2 separate regions of the Homo sapiens genome follow, and region 1 is linked to region 2. Evidence: chromatin loops called from intact Hi-C (ENCODE). Cell type or tissue: GM12878. All regions are shown on one strand. Links, peaks and the distances in the headings refer to the core of each region. The heading gives the core; the rest is flanking DNA.

Region 1 (9,572 bases), core at 122-8,121, 180 kb after region 2:
CTTTTCTAGGATGACATATGCGATGGTTAATACTGAGTGCCAACTTGATTGGATTGAAGGATGCAAAGTATTGATCCTGGGCGTGTCTATGAGGGTGTTGCCAAAGGAGTTTAACATTTGAGTCAGTTGGCTGGGAAAGGCAGACCCACCCTTAATCTGGGTGGGCAGCATCTAATCAGCTGCCAGCAAATATAAAGCAGGCAGAAAAACATGAAAAGGCAAGACTGGCCTAGCCTCCCAGCCTGCATCTTTCTCCTGTGCTGGGTGCCTCCTGCCCTCGAACATCAGACTCCAGGTTCTTCAGTTTTGGGACTTGGATTGGTTTTCCTTGCCCCTCAGCTTCTGTCCCTCTAAAGAACGCTGACTAATACATAACTGTGTAACCACCAAGATAGAAGGCACTTCCCTCATCCTCAAAGCTGCTTTTGCTTCTTTGCTCTTCATCCCTGGCCCCAGGCAGCCCTAGGTCTGCTTTCTGCTGTCTGATTTTTGCCTTTTCTAGGATGTCATATAAATACAATCATACAAGATGTTGTCCTTGGGTTTGGATTTTTTTCTCATTTAAGATTCATCCATCCACATCACTGTATATTTTCATCTGGACTCTCTCTCTTTTGCACATCAAACTGTTGCTAAACTGCCGGGTTCACCAGCCCACTGTGCAGCAATAGGCCAATACTCAGACAGCAGGGTTTGCGGCAGAGAAAGAGTTTAATAATTGCAAGGCCGCTGAACAAGAAAACGGGAGGAATTCCCAGCTTCAAATCTGTTTGCTGAGGAGTTCTGGGCAAGAGTTTTTAAGGGGATTGTGGAGGATGAGGGGCTGGAAAATACGGGGTAAATACGGGGTCATCGATTGGTCCGGTAAAGGAGTGAAATTATCAGGATGTGGAAACTGTGTCTTCCAGGAGTCAGCTGCTTAGTGGGCCCTTCAGAGGAGGGGGATGGATAGTTTTGTCAGTTTGCAGAATCTAAAGGGGAAACGCTTAGATTTTATCCGTAGAACAAAGAGCCTTGTGAGGAGGGCTACCTTATTCTGGGGTTGTGAGCAGCGACCGGCTACAAGGAAGTGGGCCAAAGGGCAAGCTGGCTTAGTGATTTCTGCTGATTGTGTTGCTAGTCTAGTTGAATTTTTTCTTTTTTCCTTTAATCAGTTTTATAAAGTTTTTTGGGGAACGGTTTCAAAACCAGCTGAGCGGTTTCTGACCATGCTGCTGTGCCTCTGCCTGGATGGCTCTCCCTCACCTAGTTCTTTCTCCTCCTTCAGGCCTCAGCCTCAATGCCACCTCCTGAGCCCTGCCGTCACTGTGACGGCTCCCCCCTCCCCCAACACACACAATTAGTTTTTATTGTATTTTCCTAAGTTCCTTCATGTCACAGTTATATTATTCATATATTCTTATGGGTCAAATTGTCCCTGTCCCAAAAATTTGTATGTTGAAGTCCTAACCTTCAGTACCTCAGAATGCGACCTTATTTGGAGACAAGGCCTTTACAGAGGTAATCAAGTGAACATGAGGTCATTAGGGCAGGCCCTCACCCAACATGACTGGCATCATTATTCAGAAGAGGAGGTTTAGACACAGATCTGCACAGAAGCATGGCGATGTGAAGACAGCCATCTACAAGCCAAGGAGTGAGACCTGGGACAGATTCATTCTCCTCACAGCCCTCAGAAGGAACCAACCCTGCTAACACCTTGATCTTGAACTTCCAGCTCCAGAATGGCAAGACAGTACTTTTCTGTTGTTTAAGCCACCTAGTTTTTGGCACTTTGTTACGGCAGCCCTACTGTACTAATACATATATATATATTTCCTTTCTGCCCTCTCTAGAGTGCAGGCTTCTTGGGAGCAGGGATCCCCTCTGTCTCATTCATAGCCCTGTCCCCAGAGGGGGCCTTCAATATATTAATATTTCCGCATTAATGAATGGGTACATCATGTTATTTTGTTGTTGCCATTATCCCTATAAGGTTGGCTTGCCAAGTTTAGGCTCCTTACCCAAGTTGATGGCTAAAAGAGAGAACTCTTGATACCTGGGGCCGCATCATTCCAATTATGCTACAGTTCCCTGAGGGCCTTCTTATGTTAGATAAAATCTGGAAACAAATTCTACTGTCTTTTCCTTCTTATAGGATACAGAAGACTTGTTCTTCTAAAAGTGTTTCAGGAAGTTCAAAGCTGTCTCATTTGGGCTGTGGGGAGAGAAGCAAAAACAACAACAACAAATCAACCAAACCCAGATACCTTGAATGACATTTTTCCAGTAAACAAAGCAAACCAACAAACCAAACAAAAACCTTCTTTATTTTTTTTAACCTAAGTATTGGCTATCATACTCATTTATAAAGCAGACACCCCAATCCATTCTCATATGATTATTTACTCCAATGTGATTTGCAAAGATCTTTCAAGAAGCTGTCAGTTGCACACTTGGAGCTGTAGGCCCATTGATTAAAACACACTTGCAAACTAAGAGACATTTGCCAGAATGGCCAGAAAAAAAGAGGCCATGGCAGCTTTTAAACCAACACCAGACAGGTTCTGAGAGACCAAATGCATGCAGAGGGGTGTTTGGGGATGGAGGGTGGGCAACAGATAGTAAATATATTACTGCTTTGAGTGGCCAGATACCTACCTGGAAGCAGGTTTGCAATATGATAGCCCACTCAATTAATTTTTTTTTCCCCAAGGGGCCTAAGTAGTATAGCTATTCTTTAATTTGAAATGAGTTAAGTTTGGGGAATGATAGCATATTTAATGTACAGCTGGGCACTGGTGCATTCTAACTCTGGCTATGTTCTCTTTTGTGGTTTTGCCTTGGTCTCTATGTCCTTGGGGTGTCTTTTCTCTGTCTCTATACATCACAGTGTGTTTCTGACTTCTCTGCTCATTCTTCTACCAGCACCTCTCTGCCTCTCTGTTTGTCTGTCACTGTTGTCTCTCTCTGTCGTCCTGTCATATTATCAGGCTGCCTGTTTGGCTACAGTAAAACTTCATCAGCCTCCCCTACACTGAGAGCAGAGCTTTTTTGTGGAACACAATAGCATTCAGAAGAGAGAAAAATCTCTTTAAGTGTGCAAATGCTGTCTCATTATCCTGAGACTGGAGGGAGGAACCTCTCAAGCTTTGTCATTTCAGTAAGAAACAAAAACCTTTGAAATTTTTACAATTATCTTCACACTCATATCTCCTTGTCCCCTACACCAGCTAAAAGATGAGTGAATAGCGCTGAGTGCTCGTTGGCTGGTCCATGGAGGGAAGGATCATTTATTGAGATATTAATTCAGGTTCTATCTTTGCTGCTGAAAGAGAATCAAAAAGAATGAGAAGCTTTGCTGTCCTGTGCTCTGGGTCTCTCCCTCCCCCAGGCCCTCAGCTGGGCAAGGAGGCAGGGAGGGCCTATTATACATGCTTTTATACACACACACACACACACACACACACACACACACACACACACAGAAATACATAAGCTTAATCTCTTCTTTTGGTTGAAAAAGTATAGCTGAGTGGGTGAGAGTAATAGCTCCAGAATTATGCAAATCATAGCTCAAACACAGGTTCATACCCACAGATTTACATCCCAGCTGTACTATGTGGCTTTGGGTGAGTTACCTAGATTCTCTTACCTTCAGTTTGTTCATCTGTAACATGGTGATAATGAGGAAGTTACTATGAAAATGAAATGAATCAATTCATTTAAAATATCTAGAAAAAGTGCTTGGCCCCTGGCAAGTACCTGAGAAGCTGGCTCTTATTTTCACTATTACTTACTGACTAATCTTGGAGAAGGAAATTGTTAGTGATTACCCACCGTAAAGCTTTGAACTGGATGACTTCTGAAGTTCTATACTTCTCTAAACACCATGGACACGGGTTTCTCATAAGGCCTTATACTCTTCTCTACTTTTGACTAACAATGGGTAAAAGCCATGATTAGAAATTGGACTGAAAATACAGTGGCTTAACACTTTAAAAAGAAAGATCTAGGGCTCACAGAAGACCAACCAATGATCTGAGTCATGTGGCAAAGAGCACGTAGGGCAGGGTTTGGGTTAGGTATACCGTAGCATTATTAGCACAGTTCACAAACTCTTCTTCCTTTGGGACACTAGTGGCCCCAGGAGGGAATGCAATTTACCTCCGAGAGAGTGACTAACTGGACAAATAAACAAGAGAAGAAAAAAGTGAAGACATTGAAACAAAAAAATTGGCTTATCTGATTTATAAAATAATCTGCTAGAGGGTGGCTGATGTCTTCACAAAGCCTTTCACTTGCATGAACTCCGGGCTGCTGTTGGGAGGAGCATGTTCAAGGGCTCCCTGGCTACTATATCTTTTGACTCTTTGGGAGAGAGAAGAGGCAAGGGCTTCAAATCAGCCTAGAGTTTGAGACTGAGCTATTTGAAATAGTGAGAGGAAAGAACAGTAGCTGTCCTGAACATGCAGAAAGTCTTGACTGATCAGTATCTGCAGGGCAGATTTTCAATCCTTTTAATCCCTTTGAGATGGATTCCACAGGCTCTACTGGGTAGTGGATCCAAGATGGCTGTGTGATCCTGGACAAGCCTCATCTGTAAAATGGCAGCAATACCTGCCCTATCTAACTCATAGAGTGGCTGTCAGACTCAGAGAAGACAACAAGTGAATGCTTGGGGACCTGACCAGTTGTAATGGCACAAGTGGGAAAATGCTTCCCATTCTCGTTCTTTTTCTCTCTCATTCACTTATGTCCCCATATCTGTAGTCAGGCATTTGTGGTATAAATAGCTTGGTTAGGAGTAGAGTGGGTAGCCATGAGCAGGGTGTGGAAGTTAAAATGGCACCTTTGCCAATTCCAGCCAAGCCTATGGCCAACAGCCAGGCCTGGCCTCTTCCACTTGACACTGGCCTGCTGGTGAGACTCACAAGACCTCCTTGCTTTGTAAACATCATCCAAAATTCTTCCATCAGTTGACATCACCATCTAGTGGGGTCTTCTCTCATGGGAACTTCTGCTCAGAGAGCGAATTGCTATGAGTCAGTAGGAATGACTAACAGAGATTCCAGAGAGAAGACACTGCCAGTTCATGGCCTCTTAAAGAAATGAATACATCAGTTAAAAGGCTCTTGTCTGCTGTCTATGACTTTCAGAACAACTTCTCCCAGTTGTCTGACATTGAGAGTAATGGAACCCTTGGGAGAAGTATCAACGTAATTAACAAACTTAGACATAATGATCCCTGATACTTTTAACAAAACATAAAATAACCAAGAAATGTCTACCACTTTATAAGTTCACATTGGAAACACACCTGATATAAATAATGAGTCAGAACAGTGGTTTCACTATTAAAAGTCAGCAGGTTTCATTATTAAAAGTCAGCCAAGAAAACGTGAAAACTTACAGGCTGAAAGAATAATTAAAGGCGATCACTATAGATTTTAAGCATTATTAGTTCTCAAAACTTCTGACTGGCTGATGATGAAGACAAATTCATTCTAATTGTCCTTGATAATTTCATGCTTTTAAAATCTCATGGCAAGACCAACTTGGGAGCCATAGTCCTCAACAGTGGGCATGGTCAGAATGATGGCTGGTAAGAGCAGAGCCCTAATCCATGACAGAATCTGTTAGCCTGCATGGATACAAGTGGGATGATGACTAATGAAGCCACTATTTAGCATTGTATCTAGGATTTCCTTGCCATCTGTAAACCGTGACCCCTCCCTTCAGGCAGTTTTTTAACCTGAGGTGGTTACCTGTTTTTGTTTGCTGTCCTACACTCCTGGCCCCTTGATAGAATTCAACTCTTCTTTGATAACGATTCAGTCTTCCCCTGTTCAAGTGATCAATGTGGGGCTGACCCCACCTCAGCTTCAGAGATGAGCATGTGACCCTGCCTGGCCAATGAGAATACCATATCTCTCTGACCATAGTGATTGGTTAAGGGATGAACATGTGGCCCACAGCTGACCAATCAGAGCTACTGAGACTCAGTTCTATGGTTTCAATGGAAACCACTGAAAAAGAGAAACTCTCTTTTGGCTAGAGTTGCTGTGAGGATGGAATGGGGAACCTGGACAGCTCCAGCAATCTTACTGCAGAAGGTGCTTCTGGGTGGATCCCAGGCAGAGGAATCAGAGGCAAAACATGGAGGGAGTGAACTCCTGAAATCACTTGGGTTCTGAATCCAGCCAAGCCCGAAACCAGCCCTGCCCTGGGCTTTTCAGGTACTTGAGCCAATGCATTCTCTTTTCCTCTTCATCAAGGTTTGTTTAGAGTTTGCATCCCACGTGACTGAACAGAATGGACATTGCTCTTAGCAAGGGACAGTAACCATGAGTCCAAGTCCTGAAACAGAGATGGGGTCCCCTTCCTCCCTTCTCACTGGTTTCCTTCCTCCTGAGTGGGGTCTATCTGAGCCTGGCATTTCCTTCGTGACAGTTTCATTTGCTCCTGGACGGTTCCCTTGCTCACCATCAGCCCTCGGGCCAGCTCTAACACTCAGTTTGTCCAGATAATGTTAGGAACCTGTAAAGAGGAACTCTATGTTGTTCAACTTTTTCTCTCATTAGCACACTGTTTTTCTGTCCCGGGTGATGCAGGCTGAATGCAAAGCAGCAAGATGTGCTGGTTTGAATTCCGTGGCCTTCCTTCATCAGCCTGAGTGTTTGTGTACACACAGCTGGGCTGCAACGTCAGTTTCTGTCTGATGGCTCAGAGCCACAATTTTACCCTGTTATTGATGCCCATTATGTCATTTTAGAAAATGTAGGGATGTGGCTGTCCAACTTATCTGAATATCTGTATATAAATAAATAAATGTACATTTAAATCCATCCTAACTTTGACGTGATCTGAGGGAAAAATGAGGTCTTTGTGTTTTCCCATAGAAATAAGAAGAAAGTAGGTTAATAAACCATCAGTATCACAAGCAATAATGCAACACATGAAATATCATTTGCAAATTATTTTTGCAATTACAATGTTGGTTTTCCATGAAGAGTTGTAGCAGCTGCCTCCTCTCTCAAATAACATATTCACCTGTGGACAGATGGGGAATTGCTAAGATCCCAGCTTATGTTTGTGAAAAGAGAAGCACCACAGTTTAGTGAGCAAGGAGGTTACTAAGCTTGGTGTGCACTCAAAGGCCATGTCTGCACTGTGTGTGATGAAGTGGAGGCTTTGGATACCCATCAGCAAGTTTTATGTTAATAAAATATTTTTTCTTCTATCAAATGCTAAGACCAAAAAGTTTGTCATCTGAATGTAATCGCGTAATTGTCTTGACTCTCAGCTCCATTTTGTGCTCAGAAGAAAGCAGTTGTGTCACGAAATGGAAAGATGAGGTCTAGGTTCAGTAGACCAGTATTGGCATTCTGGGAAAAATAAGACCCCAAAGATAACTTTTTACCATGATTTCACAGACAAATAGGACCTGAGATTTTCTTTTTATGGAGCAAGAAAGCAATGCTTATGAGGACCAGATCTGGGTCTAGTACTACCAAAGAGACTGCAGAGACTTGTGGAGGCATGTGATGGTGTTTCTGAACAATGTTTTTAAATTGTATATGTTTTGTAACAGGAAGAGAGAGATAGGGAAAGGGAGGCGGGAGGAAGGAAAGAAGAAAATAAGAGGAAGGAAGGAAGAATGGAGGAAAATTTCTCTTAATCAGAGAAATAATGAGAGCAAAAAAGAAAAAGAAACCCAGAGAGTCAGAATTCTATTGCAGCATCGTTGGCTAGAGAAAAGGACACTCGGGATTTGACAGGTCGTTGGGAGTGGCTGCTGGGTTTGAGCAGAGTATAACACATCAAGAGCTATGATATACGAAACTGAGTAGGCTTATTTCTTGCATGGCAGAGGAAGGATTAGAACCAATGAGTAGGAAAGAGACTTTGGTTCAGTTTTAAGAACTTTCTTAATAGAGAAATGGGCTTGCCAGTGAGTAGTGAGTTTCTTGTCTGGAGACTTTCCAGCAGAGACCAAACACATATAGGGTACGTTGACAAGGGAATTTAAACATTGAGGAAAATGTTAGACTAACTACTGAGATTCTATGTTTCACATTCGACTCTTGGAAATTAAGCAGTCATCTTAATAGAATACCTGGAAGAATCTGAAGCCACTGGGAACAAATAACCCTTAGACTCATGCAGAGTTCAGAGGAGGAAAAAGCTATGGCAGCAAGAACAAAGCACAAACCAAGTTAACACTTTGCAGCAATGAGGCAATTACTTCCCTCCAAAAACTCCACAGGGAACAATAGTAGGTAGAAGTTAAATCACAAACACTTCCCCTCATTATCTAGGAAATAACTTGAGCTGCCCTTCTAATTAGCATCTGTAAGCAGCCCTGTGCTGTCAGTTCTGGATAACTCTCAGAACCTAGTAAGATGATTATACAAGATGCTCAATCCCATGGTCATTGTTGGCCAGAACACTGCCACCCACACAATGACATGAGTAAGAGGCACTGCAGAAGCCACTTAAACTCCTGGACATATGGGCATAATAACATTTGGAGCTATTGTATAGTTCTGCAATTCAGTGAGCTTCAGCATATTCTGAGAATGAACAAGCTTCCTTCTTATGGTTAGAGTTGCTTTGGCACCTAACTCTCCATGTAAAGAGCCTTGTGTGCAGGGGCAGAGATGATTACATTTAAAATAAAGGCTTACATTTGCATTAATCACATTTATTAGGAAGCTAAGCAAAATCTAAGCTACTGTTTAAAGGTTCTGATGGAAAACATTTTCTCCTTCCACCTGTTCTTGGGGCAATATATTCTATGGACATGGTGACGGCCACTTTCTTCAGGTTGTCCTAGGTAGCTATTTATAAAATCATAGTTATAGAATGTTGGGTCACTTTTTAATGTGCTTATTAAAGCCAAGGAAATAATTTGGCATAACTCCCCAGGCATACTAGAGAAAACCAAGGCATGATCCAAGTAAGAGTCTCAATTTTGCATTTCTCTACTTTCTTCTGGGAGCTTGTCAATATTTGCTATTTGGTTTTCTTACTTTTTTACTTTGAAATCACTATAGGTGTGGGTTGGGGAAGTGAGGATGAGATACACTTTCAAAAAGTTCATACGGGCTGGAAAGGAGATGGGCACCTTAAGTCCCTGGGAGGAATTCATCAAGTATTAGTTATTTTCATGTGTCATGGGTGAGAAGCTTTTCTCCTCTCATCCAAGCAAGCCCAGCCTTTGGTTTTTCCAAGGCAGAGACCGTCTACTGGTCTCTAAGGACTTTCTGTAAACATCTTGTTAATTAGCTGTTAAGCACATTAAGTGAGAAATAAACATGAGTGACTTCATATTTATAGAGTTTGACAGGGGTAAAATCAATTGCTAATTGAGAAGAAGAATTTGAAAAAGAGACAAAAATATACCTAAGGATTTTGGTTTTGAGTCTCTGTTTCTATAGCCTAATTTTTCTCCTGGTTGTATAGACTATCATTTCTTGTTTCTTGGCCTGTACAGTAATTTTTATCTGGGTGCTGAACACTGTAAATTTTACTTTGTTGAGTATTTGGATTTTGTTGTCATCCTTTAAAGAGAGTTAGACTTTGCTCTG
Region 2 (10,544 bases), core at 1,263-9,262:
TGTTGGTCAGGCTGGTCTCAAACTCCTGACATCAAGGCATCCTGCCGCCTTAGCCTCCCAAAATGCCTGGATTACAGGCATTAGCCACTGCACCCGGCCCTGAAAGTGAGTATCTTTTAAATTTTTCAAGGTGCTTATAGAAAGCATGGATTCTCCATGTATTCCTGCCTGTTTCTCCACATCATCACCAGGAGATATTCTTTGTAATGTGAGGTCTGATTCTAGTGTTCAATCTGCCTTCCATGTTTCGAATGTCACCAATAAACCATGTGATGAATAACCCTCTTCTCCCACTAACTGTCACGCACCCTCTACATTGTCACTTAAATAGATTATCACTTTCTAGGCAGGTCTTTTCTGATCCCTTGAACTAGGTTTCATCTCTGTAGGCTGCACTGCAGCCTACATTTATTTGCAGTTATGTAGGGATTGAATAATTTTTTAATATTTCTCCTCTACCCTAGACTCTTAGTTTCACTCATTCATTCATTCTCATATTTGTTTTTTCATTCATTTCTTCAAAATACTGACTGACAAATTGAGTGCTGATGTAATGTAGAGGTTGGGAGACGGGACACTAAAAGAAACTTCTTTGGTTCAAAATCTAGCTTCACCCCTTATTAACTGCAAGTTATATTGCTTCTGTCCGCCTCTGTTAGTATTTTCCTCATAGGCTTGGGGTGATTATTAAATTGCAGCATGCACAAAAATCACTCAAAAGGGCAACTGACATACAGTAAGTGCTAAAAAAATTCTATGATGCCTTATTATGTGCCAGGTGCAGAGGATCTGGAGGAAGAATATAAACCAAGAACTTCAAAAAAAAAGTATACCAGCTATAAGAAAAATAAATGCGGTTGAGTGCGGTGGCTCACACCTGTAATCCCAGCACTTTGGGAGGCCGAGGCAGGCCGATCACCTGAGGTCGGGAGTTTGAGACCAGCCTGACTAACATGAAGAAACCCCATCTCTACTAAAAATACAAAATTAGCCGGGCGTGGTGGCGCATGCCTGTAATCCCAGCTACTCGGGAGGCTGAGGCCGGAGAATCGCTTGAACCCGGGAGGCGGAGGTTGCAGTGAGCCGAGATCGTGCAACTGCACTCTAGCCTGGGCAACAAGAGTGAAACTCTGTCTCAAAAAAAATGAAAAAAAAAAAAAAAGAGAAAAGAAAAAAAAAAAAGAAAAATAAATGCAGAGTATGGAGACTCCTTTATAGTGTAGCCAGGGAAGACTTCTCTGTAAAGGTGACCTGTGAGCTGATGCCAGAAGGATAGGGGAGGTGTGAGCTTGCTGAAGAGTTGTGAGAAGAACACTTTAGCTAAGGAAACACCAAGTGCAATTGTCCTAGGGTAAGAGCAAAGCCTATGTGAAGGGAGAATGGGGAGAAAGGGGAGAGATCAGGTCTGGGTCCTCTTCACCATGGTCCCCGGTGCTTAGTACAGGGCATAGCACTGTGTAGGTGCTCAGCAAGTTCTTAGAATAAATGATTGAGAAGTGGATGAAAGAATGAGTGGGGAAAGGAAGGGATGATCTGAATGGTTAAAGGCTTTCTTCTGCTCTCAGGCAGCATCTGTCTATTTTCATTCACTCTAGTCTTCTGGAGAATAAGCTGGTAGGCGTAGAGATGAGTGGACATTTTGATCCAGTGAGGGGTATTGAAGACCCCTCAAATCACATGTGGCACCTATGGTAAGGCTAATTTTTATATTTTTAGTAGAGATGGGGTTTTATCATATTGGCCAGGCTGGTCTTGAACTCCTGACCTCAAGTGATCTGCCCATCTAGGCCTCCCAAAGTGCTGGGATTACAGGGGTGAGCAACTGTGCCTGTCCTAGTTATGCATTTTAAATAATAAAGCGCAGCTTTGTGAAGAACCACAGGTATTGCTGTGTACTAGATTTCATAAAAATGTGTTTTCTTTTTCTTCTCAAATTATGTTGGGGTTTATATATTAAGTCTCAACAAAAGCAAAACAGGATCCTCATGTAGCCCAAGAGCTGAAGCCTACAACATGCATGCTGGAGGCTGCCTTGGTCATGGTTATGGAATGGGGTGGGACAGCGGTGGGCAGGGCAGGGCAGGGCTGTCATCCAATAAAAGAAGGGATCCTTATGGACCATGTGCCCAGAAAAGGTGACAATGGACATTCCAACCACCAAATTTAGTGAAATCATTTGCCCTGAACCAAGCTTAGAAGAGTCAGAGTCCAATCACCAGGCTTTTGCTTGTCACGTCAGGATGGCCAGAGGTTTCCACTCAATGTTATGTGTCCACCCGTGCACGAAGATAAGTGGCCATGTGCCCATAAACACACTCACTTCACAACGTCCTCACAGCCTGACCTCAGGTTCCATGTGATGGCCAAAGACAACAGAATAGGAATATTTAATACCCACAGAAAAAAGGAAGTAAGGTCCAAGTGAGCAGAAACAAGTCCCCAAGGCTGGTGAGATGAGATTAAACAAACATTATTAATATTGGATTAGCATTTTAGCTTTTCCAAACTGTTTTCAACCATGTACTATATTATTTATTATCATGTCCAGCCTCAAAGGAGACAAATAGCTTACTAGTAGCATAAGATCCTAGGTTAACATCCCTGGTTTTTCCTACTAGTCAATGTTGATGTTCTAATCACAAATTACAGTGCATTGGAACAACCAATCTTCAGAGCCACTTTAGTTTTCTAGGTAGTTTTATGGAAAAATTATATAATATATATATTTCTATGTTTCAGTTTATAAGAAAATCCAATTTTATAAAAATATATTCCTTTCTTCATTAGTGTATTCAAAAAATAGTTTTTGAAACAATTGCATGCCAGGGCAAAGATTAAAAAACAACCTGTTTTTGATATTTACAAAGCCTGAGTTAGTGGGCTGAAAATTCAAGAGGCTTTCATTGCTTTCCTGTTCACACTTATCAGCCTTTACAGTCTTTCTACCCTGTGGCTGGCTTTATGGAGAAGTCCTCAAAAGAAAACCCATCCCCTGGGGCTGGATCTGTCTGTGTTTCTCATGAAATCTCTAACACTAGGGTTGTCTTGTTCATGAGACTTTCCAAATTTGATGGTAAGGTTGCCATGGCAACTAGTGTAAATGGACAACTCTCGTGTCATCAGCAGTTGCCTGGAACACGTTTCTGACTTGGGACTGCCTCTGCCTCCCTGCAGCCATTGCCTTAGTAGGGCTTTGCAAGAACTTGGGTCTATACTCTAACCTCAATACAGGTCATATCTGAAGCCCCTGACATATTGCAATTTCAGGACACAGTCCACGTGTGGCTGGTGTCTTCCAGCATCTTTACAACAGCTATTTATCAGCATCACCATAGGATGTGTCAATGGAATGGGAGGCGTGTATGATGGTAGAATTATCATCTTCATGGAGGGGCGAAACAAAAAAGTTTTCTAGACTCATAGGACCCTGAAGAAGCAGAGACGAATATCAGTGAGGCTCATGTTTTCTTAGGCATTACCTTTTATAAGATGGACTGCTCTAATAACACTACAGACAAGTGTTCTTCCCAAAAGGTGGTAGGGAGTGGAGGAAGGGGCATGGACAATCATTCACTTCACAATTATTTATTGAGTACCTGTGATGGGCCACAGTTCTAGATGTTGGAATATAAGGCGCTGGAGTCAGATGGTCTCCAGTTAGTATCTTGCTAACTGTGTGTGAACAAGAATGCTTTTTATAACTTGCTTAGTGCATTTCTGATGGAGGGAGAGAAAAGGTGTCCTAGAGTCTGTCTTGCATGGTGTCTTATACACAGGAGGTGCTCAACAAACATTACCAATGCCAAGGATGACAGTAGGGAACAGCAGATGGAGGTACAAAAAGCAATGGGTTTTAAACCAGGAGGCTTCAGGACCCCAGGCAAGTTACTTTTGCCTCTCCAAACTTGCTTCATTTTATAAAATGGGAATGGTAATGTCTCCCTTGCACGGTTATTGTGAGAATTCAGTAAGATGATGTCCATGAAAGGGGTTAGTGTAGAATGGGGTGTAGGAGGGGAGGGTGGAGGAGCAGCAGGGGCCGGATCATGCAGGCCATGTTGGGCATGCTTGCTATTTTGGACTTTCTCCTAAAAGCACTAGGGAGCTTTTAGGAGCTCCTAGAGGGTTCCAAGTGACAGAGGGAAGGGAGCTTTGTCTTTCTGGAAGTACCCTCTGGCTATAGCCTGGAACTGGGGAGGACAGCCAGCAGGCTTTTGCCGTAATGCAAATGAGTCATGATCATGACCTCTGTAAAGAAAGCGTGGCTGGAAATGGAGAGCGGTGGGCACAGTCAAGCGACTGGAATGTAGGATTTGCAGAAGGCAGTGTCTGCTACTTATGGATGGGAGATGTGGGGCCGGCTCTTCAAATGCCGAGGAGTCAAGAGACACTCTGATTTCTGGCTTATGCGACTAGGTAGGAAATGGTGCCTCCAAACTGAGATGATGAATGACAGGAGGAGGAATGTGTCTGTGGGACAAGACAGCTCAAGAGTTGAGCTTTGGACACAGAGTGTGAGGGGCCTGTGGTCAACCCAAGCAGGGTGTCTAGGCACTCACACCCAGCTAATACCTGAGTGTTTTGGTCAGGGGCACATGTGTGAGTGAGACAGATCTGGACCCACTAGAGTTTCTATTCTAGTGTGGGAGACATGTAGCTAACATGTGGTCAGCAAGTGAATAGGATAAAGAGGTTCTAGTGCTTGACAGGACCTAGTGTGGGTGGGTGGGTGCTGGCATAACTTTATACAGGATGGTCAGGGAAGGCCTCTTTTGGGAGGCAGCATTTAAAATCAGACTGAAGGACGAAAGACCTTGGGCAAGCCACATCATCCTCTGGAGCCTCAGTTTCAACATCTTTAGATGGGGACAACAGTGCTTTTCTTACAGATCAAAGGCTACTGTACATCAAAGCAACTTGAAGCTATATAAATGGGAGGAGTTGTTCTTGGATAACACCTCCTTGGAGGCTTGGAAAGGTTTGGGCTCTGTCCTGGCATCTCTGTTGGCATCCAGAAGGAGAGGGTGTGCTTACTGCCCAGAAGTTTTCTTAGAATCAGGGGTCCTGTCCTCATGCTTAGATTCTTGGCCCCCTAAACTCCTCCAGGACTCAAGGGTAGAGGGAGGGCCTAGACTGCACTGTGCTTTGTGGCCACAAGAGGGCTCACGGCTCATAGACTTTGCATCCAATAAATCTTCCAGGTTGGCTCTTGACAGTTTCATTGAATGGGGCCCCATCCTGCAATGTTGGAGATTGCTATTTAATTATGCACGATCATTGGACAATTATGAGCACTTCTATAATAGCTCAACATTAATTTTAGCATCTTAATTTTATAAATGTTTAAATGTGTTGCTCATGCAGAGCTATTCAAATGCAGATGATTAAATCAAATTACTGCGTTTATAATTTTCTAGAGGTTTTTCCTTGGAAATTAAATCTCATCATTAAAAGTTTCCCTTTGTTGTCACCCTTGGTCAGCCGCTTGGTTCTTAGTCACAGTGCTAATTGTGCTCTCTCCGTAATGTGCACATTCTGCCTTGGTTTCAGCTGCCAGATTCTTTAAGCACTCAGTATGTTCATAGCATCCTGCTTAGTGACTCATTGTCTGACCTTCCAGTGACAAATTGGAAATAAGCAAAAAGATGAACCTGCAACATAGGAGAGCTTTGGGAGCTTGGCAAAGTGGATCACTGCCATAGTGTTTACACCGTGATCTTCAGGTCATCACAAGTGTAGACAAGGAAATTTGGATGCAGGTCCAACCCTCGCTCAGATGAAAAAGAAAGTATTACAGTCTCGGGGACTTCTTCTGTGGATATGAGATCAGCAGACAGGCATGAATTTCCCCTACTCTCCAGCACCTTCCCCTATTACAGTTCCTCCGCGTGTCACTCAAAGAGCAATGTGCTCACAGGGGTCACGAGGCAGAGGTGTTTGCAGCCTGCTGACTCCAGGAGCATTTGGTCATCCTTGTCGACCACTGCTCATCTATCACTTATAATAAGAACCTTGTCATCTGGATGACATTGGACCTCAAGGTTTTGGAGTCTTTCTGAGTGAAGGAGAATTTGTCACAAGGCTGATGACAACTCCCAAGGAAAAAGTCTTTAAAGCTAAAATATCTAATGAGACGGAAGGCATGTTGGTTCCCTTCTCTCTTGGACACCTTTCTAGCTGTTTGTGTACTATGGCATGCAGGCTAGCTGGTCATCAGGATCTCAGCTAAACTTGCACAGGAGCATCTTTGTTCAAGCTGCCATGGATGCTGTGGGTTCTGGAGGAGAAGGGATAGGATAATTAATCTTGTGTTGTGTGACTCTTGATGGCAGAAAGGATTCTGCCAGAGATTCTAGAAGCTCAATGGGACATGGACCCTGGCTCAATCTGATGCCCCACCTGGGGGTGTGGCATACCAATGAGGGTATACTGAGCAGTCACTCAAAGCCATGGTAGCAGAATCAGGGACAGGTCACAGTTAAGTGCACAGGGATAGTGTCCTAACTGAACTGTTTTTTGGGTGTGACCATGATGCAATTTCTGCTGCTTTGATCTCACTTGTTCTTGCCTGCTTTTGCTTTTTAAGTCTGGTTCTTTTTCTTTTCTATCACTGATAGAAATCCATCCAAAAAACTGCTTGTCTACTTAAGGTAGTTAGATCTGGCTTCTCTTCCTTACAACCAAGACTCCTGATGTAGCTCTTGCTATAGCAGCTCATCTTCTTCAGGTCTCAATTTTTTTTCCCCCTTTGTAATTGAGTTTTCTTTTTCTGCACCTGCCTCAAGCCTCAGGGCAGCTCCATCCTCTTTATCTCATGCAAACAATCTCCTGAACCTGAAACCATAACATTTTCTCAACATTTGAGGAACTTTCCTGACTAATTCCTGACTCTTTCTGGATATCTGTTCATCCTCAGGCCTCTGTACCTTTGTAGTATTGTTGGTCTTTCTTCCTACAAGGACATTGCTTAAAAGGGTGGATTTTCAAGTCAGAGTGCCTGGGTTCAACTCCAGGCTCTGCTGTTTGCTTCTGTATGACTTAGGACCCGATTCTTAATTTCTTCATGCCTCAAATTCCTCATCTGAAAAAGGGGCATCATAATAATATGTAGTTCATGAAGTCGTGATAAGGGTTAAATTCATGAAGCTACGTGAAGTGCTGAGGACAATGCTTGACACATAGTGAGTACTCAATAACAATAGCTATTTTTATTAATGCCTTGTTGACTTGTTATGTGGATTAATTAAGATTCCTGGCACATATTAGGTACTCAGTTGTTGTTCATTTTTGTCTCATCTTCTATCAGATGGACTCTTTCTCATCTTTCACATCTTCTCAAGTCACCTCTGTGCCAGGTGTCCTGATCTTACCTGCCTTTGGTTGACTTAGCCCAAAGGAGCAAGTAGGAGTAAGATTAAAGATATGTGATCTGGGGGTAGAATTTCAGGTGAGAGAGAGAAAAAAATCTGCCTATCAACTTGGGCTCCCCTGGGATGATGGCATTTCTATTTGGATAGCCCTCTGATTACATTTTAATGGAGAAAATCAATTAGCAGGTCCTTGTTGTGCTACTATTGTAGGATCAAACCCCAGTCCTCAGAGTGCACCACTTGTTTTCTGGATTTTGTTTGTTTCTTTTATTTCTTCAGGCTTCTTTTTCTTTTTTCTTTTTCCTCTCCTTTGGTTTTAGTAAAGCTTGGATTACAAAACTCCAGCCTGCATGGGGGAACATTAAGGAAACGAGAGTTACACATTTTAAAGGCAGGGCATGGGGGCTGCAAGAGGTGAGGGGCCTTGGAGAGGGGGTGGGGTGGAAGAAGAGCTGAGATCTGCCTAGGAGTGGTCCACCCTTCTTACTCTTCCCTGCCCCTATCCTGCCTGTTCTCCTTGCCACCCCGTTTCCCTCCCCAACTCTTTCTCTTCCTATCTTTCCTTAGTTGAGAAGAATCTGGCTGGAAATACCTAGTGAAAGGACCATTTCTGCATTCTAGGGATCTTCAGAGAGAGGAATGTAGATGTTTCTAGTTAGTAGTAGGCTAGTGGGAGGAAGAGTTTGAGTAGGCAGTCACATATTTTGAACAAGATGGATTCAGTCTACAATCCTTGCCTAGTTACCCTCTGAGCTGCCGAGCTGGAATACCTCTTCCTGTCTTAGAATTCTCATCTGTGACTCACTGACAATCTTTTTCCGTTTTTTGTTTTTTTTTGAGACAGAGTCTTGTTCTGTCACCCAGGCTGGAGTGCAGTGGTGTGATCTCGGCTCACTGCAACTCCACCTCCTGAGTTCAAGTGATTCTACTGCCTCAGCCTCCCAAGTAGCTGGGATTGCAGGTGTGACCCACCAGGCCCAGCTAATTTTTGTATTTTTTTTAGTAGAGATGGAGTTTCATCATATTGGCCAGGCTGGTCTTGAACTCCTGACCCCCAGCGATCCACCCGCCTCAGCCTCCCGAAGTGCTGCGATTACAGGCATGAGCCACCATGCTTGGCCTCCTTTTCCTTTTAAAATACTTCTCATCAAGTGCTGTTGCACCAATAATGATGGTAAGAGTAATGATACCAGTGACAAACATATCTTGAGTGTTTGTCATATACTATGCACTGTTCAGCCTTTGCATGCATTATTAATTTACTGGGTAACACCCTATATATCAGGTCTTATCGTTCCTATTTTGCAGAAAAGGAAACTGAGATTTACAGAGGTTAAATGACTTGCCGAAGGTCACATAAGCAGTAAATTGTAGAGGCAGGATTTGATTCCATATAAGCTCTTAAAAATCTAACTCATGACAAGAAATTTCCATGAAATTTTTACTATGGTTGTGTACTAGGTTTGCCTATTTTTTAAAGACCAGATTTTTTGAACTTGAAGGTCTTTATTCAAACACAGATTGCTGGGCCCTATTTCACAGTTTCTAATTTAGTAGGCCTAGGGTGGCTCAGAGAATATGGATTTCTAAAGAGTTCTTGGGTGATGCCCATCCTACTGGTCCAGAGACCTCAAGTTAAGAACCACCATCCTAGATCCCTATTAACTGCTGATCGTGTGTTGATTGGAAATATTCAACCATAAAGGCTTGGTTAATTTAGACCCAACTTATAGGGATTTTCTAATCACGTGACTAGGGCTAAGACAGTTTGTGCAAAAAAAGATAAGATCTTTCCAACAAAGCATCAGCACACAGGGTTATCAAGAAGAGGTTGAAACTATGAGAAAACAAACTGCCCTCTGACACTTATGGCACAAAAGTGATAATTTATCAGCACATTTTCTCCCTAACAGGTACCATAAATTGTGCTCTGTTGTGGTGTTAAATAACATTGACCCACAAAATAAGAAAGTTACTCACTTTGCAGTTCTCTTTCAGTTCCAATTATGTCAATGAGAAGGCATCAGTTTTGTGCTATTTCCTTTAATGCCTCTAAAAACACTCCTTAATCTCCCCTTCAACAAACAGAAAGTAAGACTCAGGATAGGCAACAGTAACCAGAATTTAATACATTGTTTGTTTTTATTGATATGCTTTATTTTGCCATTAACTTATATATACCCCATATAAACAGCTTGACACAAATTAGGAAGACAGACTGCCTTGGCTCTGCCATTTACCAGCTGTGCAACTGTGGGCAAAGTTCTCAACCTCTCTGTGTTTCAGTTGCCTCACTTAAAAAATGAAGATAAAAACAACCTCTGCTTCAATATTGTTATAAAGATTAAAAGAGTTAATATTTATAAGACCCCTAGAAGACTGTCTGGAATATAGAAAGTACTACATAAGTACTTGTAAATAAATACAAGTACATGTATTTTTATATAAGTAAATAATTCACTGAAGTATGAAAAATACTGTCTTAAAAGCAATGAAAGAGCAGAGATGGTGTTCTGGCAATCTGAGGCTGTCCTTGCCCCACCCCAGCCCATTCAGACATTGCAAATCCATGAAGGCAAGTTTCTGATTCAGCTGTCAGAAGTCACTGGCCACAGCCCTCCAGGTAGCCACAAGCAATGGTTAAAAGTTACTTAAGACCAAGATCTGTTTACAGTTTACAGACACTGGTTTGGCTACCCAGGGCATCTGGGGCAGGGGCTGTGGTTGAGTGAGGGATGGACCTTGATGGCTCCAGGCAGGGCAACCCCCACAGTGGTGAGACCCATCAGAGAGTACCACTGAGGTTCCAGCACCAGATTGGCTATCATCCAATGGCCGATTGTCTTCATGACCATGACCAGATTGTCTTCATCCACTCAGTGTCCTTAGGGGAACAGTGATCCGCTCTCCCCTTCAAAGCCAACCAATGTTGAGTCTAAGGATATGGGAAGGATATTGGAAATGAGGATATTGGGGTCATGAGGGAGAATGGATGCGGCATCCATGATGGGGACGGGGGGGCTATGCAGTCAGACAGGCACTGAGCCCCATGTCTCTGCTCCTCACAAGCCAGCCTTTGATTCAAGACTCAAAAATGAACTTAGTTTTCTCCATGAGCTTGCCTCAGTCAGGCCTTCCCGTAGTTACTGGGGACCTTATTTAATAAAAAGCAGA

The links. A loop is a pair of places that touch in the nucleus more often than their neighbours do. Peaks named below come from ENCODE experiments on the same cell type or tissue, not always from the same donor. Only the 100,000 strongest peaks of a DNase experiment are listed, where the experiment ranks them.
Region 1: a loop joins it to region 2, with 3 times the contacts of the local background. A loop is called at or near these places in 7 of 110 quality-filtered maps.

The regions. Positions count from the first base shown.
Region 1 is chr10:120,602,556-120,612,127 of GRCh38, forward strand. LINC02930 (long intergenic non-protein coding RNA 2930) reads left to right here and starts at 6,027. Exons shown (of 5, transcript XR_002957103.2): 1 at 6,027-6,218. In GM12878, for the core only: no CTCF peak of the experiment used is centred there; DNase peaks (open chromatin) are centred at 3,826 and 5,182; H3K27ac peaks cover 774 bases.
Region 2 is chr10:120,418,380-120,428,923 of GRCh38, forward strand. No RefSeq gene overlaps it. Among named protein-coding and RNA genes, the nearest start is that of PLPP4, 34 kb to the right of the region's middle. In GM12878, for the core only: a CTCF peak has its summit at 5,158 (motif pointing right); a DNase peak (open chromatin) is centred at 5,162.